Linked DNA regions of Homo sapiens: region 2 is linked to region 1. A link is a loop called in an ENCODE intact Hi-C map of the cell type or tissue named here. Cell type or tissue: mammary epithelial cell. All regions are shown on one strand.

Region 1 (4,000 bases):
TAAGGAACTTTTATTTTAAAAAGTAAACAGAGAACAGTAGCCAATAACAACAGCAAAGTAGTAACAACAAACAGCTGTAGCTGCAACAATACCAGTTATAAAACAACAAGGTAAAACAAATATAACCTAGAAAACGAAGGTAGTATGTGAGGCATATGTAACTAAATACTTTTTTTCACGAGTTTAGTGATAGATGAATTGATTAACAAAATATATTTCCTTTAACAATCTTGCTAATATGGCTTTTCACCACCATTGCATTAAAACAAAAAGCTAACTTTTCCTAAATCTTGATATATGAATTTAAAAAAATGGCTTCTATTGGAGTTACAGTGTTTCTGAAAATCATTTTTGGCAGTTTTATGCTTTAGACAGAGCATATCCTAGTGACTTAAGTTGGAGTATAACATATTAATTTAATGTAAACCAATATCTTACTAAAAATATGTACACTTTTAATGTTTTCACAGATGTTTTATAACAACCATGACTTACAATATGAAAGAGAGCTAAGTTATTAAACATAAACTTAAGAGACCACAAAAATATTCCTATTCTCAATTTGCCAAAAAGGAAGAAAGAAAAGAGAAAGAAGGAAAGAAAGGGAGGGAAGGAAGAAAGAAAGGAAGGAAAGGAGGAAGAGAGGAATTGACGAAGAAAAGAGGGAAGGAAGGGAGAAGGAAGGAAAGGAAAAACATTATTGCAGATAAAGGGTGGTGCAACTGTGTTTCAACTCTGGCAGCTGACAGGAATAAAAATAGAAAATATATTATTTAGTAATTGAGTAACAAAGTGAAAAAAAAAAGAAATCTAATATTTATTGAGCACCTGATGTGTGCCATGTAGTTTCATCAATGTTATCTCATTTTATTCTCCAACAATTACCTTAAGTAAAAATTGCCCTCTGTTCATTTTAAGCTTATTTCTATAAGCTTCAGAATGAAAGGGGAAGTTCCTTACAGTTAACTAGTGGATTTGATTCTCACCAACAATGAATATTTTGAAAGAAATGAAGATTAAGGATATGGAGATAATTTACACCATCGAAAAAAAATACATTTTATTGAAGTAAAACATTGTTCCGTCCAGCTGAAGTCATCCCAAAAGTGGCAGCAGGTTAGTTTCCACAGGGGAATGCCCCAAATCACCCCAAGATGGGGTCAGTCGGAATTTCAAGGAAAGCAGCACTAGTTGCCAGAATGATCAGTCCAAAGCATTGTTACCCGGCAATTTACGTATGGAGGGGCCTGCAGAGTGTCCTCACAATGGGCAGTGAGAGAAAGAGCTGTTTTTCCTAGTTATGTCCACAATGACAGGTCAAGTTATGGAGTTTATATGAGGGTTGAAGGAATTTGGCTTAAAATAAGGCAGGTTCCTTTCAGTGTTTTGAGGGAAGGGAAGGAGGGAAGGAAGGACAGCCTAAACACCTTTATCAGGACTGGTTACGTTCAAGGCCCCGGCTAAGGTTCAAGCTTGCAGGGGAACACATAGAGCCGGGCAAGTCACAGAGTGGTCAGGAACAGAGAAAAAAGTAGGAGAAACTAAAGGACCCGAAATCATCTATGAAGAAAGAGATATGACTCAACTATGAAGCTCAGTGAAAGATTATAGACTGATATCACTAACAAAACCATCAACTTAGTTATAAATCCGGTAAACATGTATGGATTTATGTTGTAAATTTCAATTGTGCTATATTGGCCTATTCTAGTGAATGGAATAATGTCTTTGTTGTATCTTTGGAACCAATGGTCATTATTTATTACTGTACATCTTTCTGATTTGTTTTTCATCAGTATTATCTTGACTACTATTAACATTTGAATTTCCATAAAGAAACTACTGCCCCATTTGGGACTTAGTTGGGATTGCAGCCAAATTGCAAATTCCTTAAAGCTCAGTTCCCTGTTAAGATTTGGTCGGGATTTCAATGAATCTCTAAATCCATTCATGTTTAATTGCCTTTTTTACAATATTGAGTCTTCCAATCTGTGAAACTGGAATTTCCATTTATTTAGGCCTTCTTTAATTTTGCATATGTTATACTCCTCAGTGTAGAGGTCTTGCAAATCCTTCAGCACATTTATGTCTATGTTATATATTTTATTTATTAAATGATATTCAAATAACATAAAGTTCATTTTCTATTTGAATTGACTGCATATTTATCAGCAGTATATATGTACCCTTTTAGTTTTTACTATATTTTTACTAAACAATGTTTATATTTACTGTTTTTTTCTCATTACAGTTTTGCTAAATTGTATTTTTATAAAATGTATCCATTTTATTAAAATATTTCATTTAACAACGTAAAATCGTTTTTAAATTCTTGATATATTTTTAGGACATATAGAATCCCTGTTGTCAGTTTATTTTGCATTTTATTACTTCTCTCCCTCCCTCTTTTTATTGTCTTCTATTCACATTAATTACTTATTCTTTTCAAAAATCTAATTTTGGCTTTGATATAATTCTAGTTTTAAAAGGCTTTTCTATTTTACTACATTTATTTCATTTGTATTATTTTCTTTATATTTTTGTGGCTTAGCTCTCTCTTATTTCAAGTTTTTAATTACTTATATATGTATTTGGGAAATGTTTTTTCCAAAAATGTTACACAAACTTTTATTTATATAATGAGAGGGGTATAGGAGACACTTACATAAAAATACCCTTAGCATATAAAGCGATACAGTTATTTCCAAAATTATTATTTTGGGTTCAATTTTGTACCCAAAATATATTATCATTTCCTTGATAACTGAGTTTATATCTATCTATCTGTCTGTAAATTTTCATCCTTTTGTTCTCTTATACGTTTGTCACATTTTTATTATTTCTATAAGCCCTTACAATTTTAATAGCATAACTCATTAATATTAATAAAATTAATTTAGCAGAAAATGAACTAAAATACACAAAAATTAATAATTCTAACATACATAAATCTGATAAGGGTGCAGTAATAAAAAATGCCTTTAAATATAAAAGAAAGGTAAAGTACTTGGAGCTGAGCTTAACAAAAACTTTGCAAAATCTATACATAAAAAATTTTAAAACTTTAAAATAACCCTGAAAACACATAAATACATTTGCACTAATGGAAAGAAAATAATATTTCTTGTTCATACAGATATCAGTTACTTCTTCCATTTAATGTATAAATTTAAAATAATCCTAATAAACATACCACAAACCTTTTTGGTGGAGGTAAAGGTGACACCAAAGCTTTTATAAAATATCATAAAAGAGTAACTAGATAAAAACACTGAAAAATAAAAACAATGAATGGTCTATTTCTACAAGATATTATAAAGTGCCATTAGCATACATTAAAGTAGGTATGTTGTAAAATATACATACATTAAAAATATACTATATATAATATACTATAAAGTATTTTTAATCAAAATAGTGTGGTATTGCGCATTAATAGGCAAACAAATGAAGTTTCAACTATACAAAATATATATGGAAACATATTTCATTATACACCAATGAACCAAAGATAAATATTTAAATTAATGAAAATTTAAATTGATGGAAAATTATGTGAAAGAACAAAAGTAGATCATACTACATATTATATACAACTAAATAAGAGATACAAATATAAAAGTTAAAAATATACAAGTAATAGAGTAAATTTCTATAAACCTAAATAAATAAAATCTAAATTCAATTAAGTAAAAGACTGATACATTTGACCACATAAATTATTTCTCAAATCTGTGCATTTCAACAAATGCCACAAACCATTATAAAAGGGTAAAACAAATGACACTTTGAATAAAAGTATTACAAAGTATATCAGAGGTAAAGGCTAATAACCCTAATATATGGAGAACTGAAATATTAAGGGTGGGAGAAATAGCAAACGCTCACACCATAATTGAGCAAAACACATAAAAAGACCATTTTCCAAAGATAATATTAAGATGACCATGAAAAATTTTAAAGGCCAATTATATGCAAAAGAAGATAAATGAGAAAATGA
Region 2 (4,000 bases), 61 kb before region 1:
CCAGCTGGGAAAAGAAAGGAGGTGTTAGCAGCCCCTAGGATACTCACAAATCCAGACATCCCACTGGGCTACCGTGGGGCTACAGATAGACACCCAACCATGGGGGCTACAGATAGACACCCTGTGATAGGGCTACAATTAAGGGATATCTCCTCATGATTATTTCTCCATTGCAATTAAATCCATGAGCTTTGGGTAAGCAGCACCCCACCAGTAGAGAGAGTACCAGAGTCAGCCCTCAGTCCAAGAAAACTAGTCAGCCACTTGGGCTGGCCTCTGGATCCATCGTTAAAAGGGGGGCACTGAACCACAGGCAGGTAGCTACAAAGACAATCCTGGATGAGCCCCTAAATTTGTAACTGGCCAAGGACCTTGCCTGCTGCCTAAACAGAGCTGATTCATCAAGACAGGGGAATTGCAATAGATAAAGAGTAACTCACGCAGAGCTGGCCGTGTGGGAGACTAGAGTTTTATTATTATTTAAATCAGTCTCCCTGAGCATTCAGGGAGCAGGGTTTTTAAGGGTAATTTGGTGGGTAGGGGGAAGCCAGTGAGCCAGGGCTGCTGATTTGTCCAAGATGAAATTACAGGGAGTCGAAATTGTGTTCTTGAGCTGAATCAGTTCCTGGGTGAGGGGACCACAAGATCAGATGAGCCAGTTTATTGATGTGGGTGGTGCCAGCTGATCCATCAGGTGGAGGATCTGTAAAATATCTCAAGCACTGATCTTAGGAGCAGTTTAAGGAGGGTCTGATTCTTGTATCCTCCAGCTGCATGACTCCTAAATCATAATTTTTAATCTTGTAGCTAATGTTAGGTCTGCAAAGGCAATCTAATCCCCAGGCAAAGAGTAGGTCTGCTTTGGGAAAGGGCTGCTACTGTCTTTGTTTAAACTATAAACTATGTTTCTCCCAAAGGTAGTTCTGCCTGCACCCAGGAATGAATAAGGACAGCTTGGAGGTTAGAAGCAAGATAGAGTTAGTTAAGTTAGAGCACTTTCACTGTCTCAGTTATAATTTTGCAAAGGTGGTTTCATTCTGACAGATAGGCCTGAACTAATAGAAGGAGACACAGATTAAATTAAATTTTAGATAAACATTTTAATTTAAATCAGATGGGAAATTTAATAACTGAAAAAGAAAACTATCTGAATGCCCAATGGTAAATATTAAAGTTGTGAATTTGCATAAGATATTGTCAAGGTGAATACAATTGCTAGGAAGTCATTTAAAAAATTTAAAGCTTTGTGCCATAATGAATACACTTTACTGAATTTAACACTTTCAATGAACATTCTATCATCATGTCTATAGTTCTTAAGCATTAAAAAGGAGGTGGTTTGAGGAATGTCAGTTCTGAGAAGGAGCGTACTGATACTAAGCCAAGAAGTTCAACTATCCAATCTGAAATTTCTGTAATGAAATAGAAAAATCAGGTCTCATTTGAGAGAAAGAAAGCCATAACGTCCGGCTATGATGAGTCAATAAGTTGAAAACTAGCATCATAAGGGTTGCTATGAGTCTTAATAAGCAGTGACCCCTCATGCATAATGACTGAACATGGCTACATTTTCACCTCTTAATGAGAATACTGACTTTCTGCCCTCACACTGTGTATGCTGTGACTACAACAACAAGACTAACCCAAAGTCCATTATTCATTCTAGAAAGTAACCACATTGTCTGACTAAGAACAGATTTGTTAATGTGGCAGGGATTTTCCATCATAATAAAATCCTCCTGTTAATGACTATTGCTAAGATATGCACTTATCAGACCTGAATATAAATTGATAATTCCTGCTTTTGAGGTCAGATCTATTTTTATGTATTATGTTGAATGGCAGATTCTATTGAAGACCTTAGGTTACTAGGATATATTTTAAAGGTAGTAGCTGGCTATTAAAATACACTTGGTCAGGGTTAACAGTGAGTCATTTTTAAGGAAGTTTTATTTGGAATAGAGGAATCGGAATGGATAAACCAATTATTAAGGTTTTATAATTATCTTTGGTAATTGATAATTATTTTTATCTTCATGGTAAGATAATCATACAATGTGAGGTATAAATTATTGTGTTTTTATAAAGAATTTGGCATTTAACGTGAGTGAAATTTTATATTTTAGATGATTGCAGATCACGGATCTAAATGACCATAGAGTAGCAGAATATGCTACCCCAAAATATCCCACTTTGGCATAAAGACTATTATGAGCTGAAGACAATTAAGAAAAACACATCCCAGGACTCTGCCCTCTCCTTATTTTAGCTAAAAGTCGCACATAAATTTGTGAGGATTTCCCTGCCTCTACTCTCCATCAGGAAGGGCAGATGTTAATCACTGGAGATAATTCTAGACCTTAGCCTAGAGAGGCACCAGAGGAATCTACATAACAAACTTGACTCACTAGGCCTTATCTTCCATTATTTCTTCCACATAGTTATCTTTCTACAATTTACCTTCTTCGAAAACTGAAAAATTATTTTCCTTTATCATGTCACTTCTCTAAAAATGTATTCTTCTTTTGTTAAGATGTTAGATAAGCCCCAATTCTAACCATCCACTAGAGTTACTCATCTCTGAGTGCTCCTATGTGTAAGCCAATTAGTGAACTTCTGCTTGTTTATCTGTCCTCTGTTAGTTTAATTTACAAGGCCACACCTGGAAACTCAAATGGGTAAAGAAAAAAGACACTTTTTTTCTCCTCACTCCACCCAGCTGATTCAAATTGAACAAGCCACTTGACTATTCTGACCATGTTGTTTTATTAGTAATATGGAAAAAATAAAATCTCCCTTAACTATTTCCCACGGCTATTGTGAGGACAAATTAAGATGGTCATTATAAAAGGTCTTAGAAAATAAACTTCTAATAAAAATTGGATGCTGTTTTAATTAATTGTAAATGTTAATGAGCTCTCATAACTGTCTAAAATGAATATTACTTTCCTTTTAAAATCCCAAAATTTTTTAAATTTTTCAGTCCTCCTTTACATTTTTCCATATTTCCAAATGAATATATGGATAATTATTTTTTATTACATATATAAATTATATACGCATAAACATATATATTTTTTCTCTGATATATGAGTTAACTTTTATCTGTAAATAAACACTTTTCCAACATAATTATTTATTTCTGGGTATATTATTTAGTTTAGATTTGTTTTCTTCTTCATGTCCATCCAAATAACCAAGTATTGTAATGTAAACTGATTAAAAAGATAATGGCTGCACCACATCTAAGCTACAGATTAAAATAAATTACAGCTTTTAAGATTCAGCAAATCTGCTTGTAGCATTTACATTCGTTGTGTTAAGTAAAACCTTCCATTATGGTCATTAATCAAGGTGGATGATGTATTGTTACACCCTCACTCCTTTGACGTATGAAAGATTCCACATCCAATTAGTTGCCAAAGATTATATCCATTTCAGGAGGTCTAGGTTTCTGTCCTTCAATTGCTAACAGATGTTATGACTTTGGGGAAGGCTGCCACTTTGGAATTATTTTCTTTCAGATAAAATAAGGGAATCAGGAATAGATTACCCTTCTAAACCATTCTAATGTTAATAGTTCATGACATTATGGAACACTGACAATTTGGGATTCAAATCCTTACCTTAGACCTCGATACTCGGAGCAACATAGAGAATGCCTGCAATCTTTCTTAGAGGGTCATTTAATTTTAAATCACTCAACATGTACATGGTTACAGAGCCCTCTACCACCACAACCTCAAGAGAGAGGAAATGCAAAAATCATGATAAAACTTAAGAACTAGAGCCCTTTTTTGGGGGGGGAGCAATATAGCTTTCAGAAAGGGATAATGAGAGAGTACAGGTAAAAAATGAGAAAAGCATCCATCCATTTCATATAACTCTTTGCCAACTACTACTGGCACACATTTAAAATTCATTGTCTACTAGAAAAGGCTATAGAAATCAATGTTTAACTTGAAGAGAATTACAGAAAAGATTGATTGCACCTAAAAGT

The links. Peaks named below come from ENCODE experiments on the same cell type or tissue, not always from the same donor. Only the 100,000 strongest peaks of a DNase experiment are listed, where the experiment ranks them.
Region 2: a loop joins it to region 1, with 18 times the contacts of the local background. A loop is called at or near these places in 1 of 110 quality-filtered maps.

What each region holds. Positions count from the first base shown.
Region 1 is chr3:84,134,785-84,138,784 of GRCh38, forward strand. No RefSeq gene overlaps it. Among named protein-coding and RNA genes, the nearest start is that of LINC00971, 730 kb to the right of the region's middle. In mammary epithelial cell, a CTCF peak has its summit at 1,850; no DNase peak of the experiment used is centred here.
Region 2 is chr3:84,073,390-84,077,389 of GRCh38, forward strand. No RefSeq gene overlaps it. Among named protein-coding and RNA genes, the nearest start is that of LINC00971, 790 kb to the right of the region's middle. In mammary epithelial cell, no CTCF peak of the experiment used is centred here; a DNase peak (open chromatin) is centred at 1,602.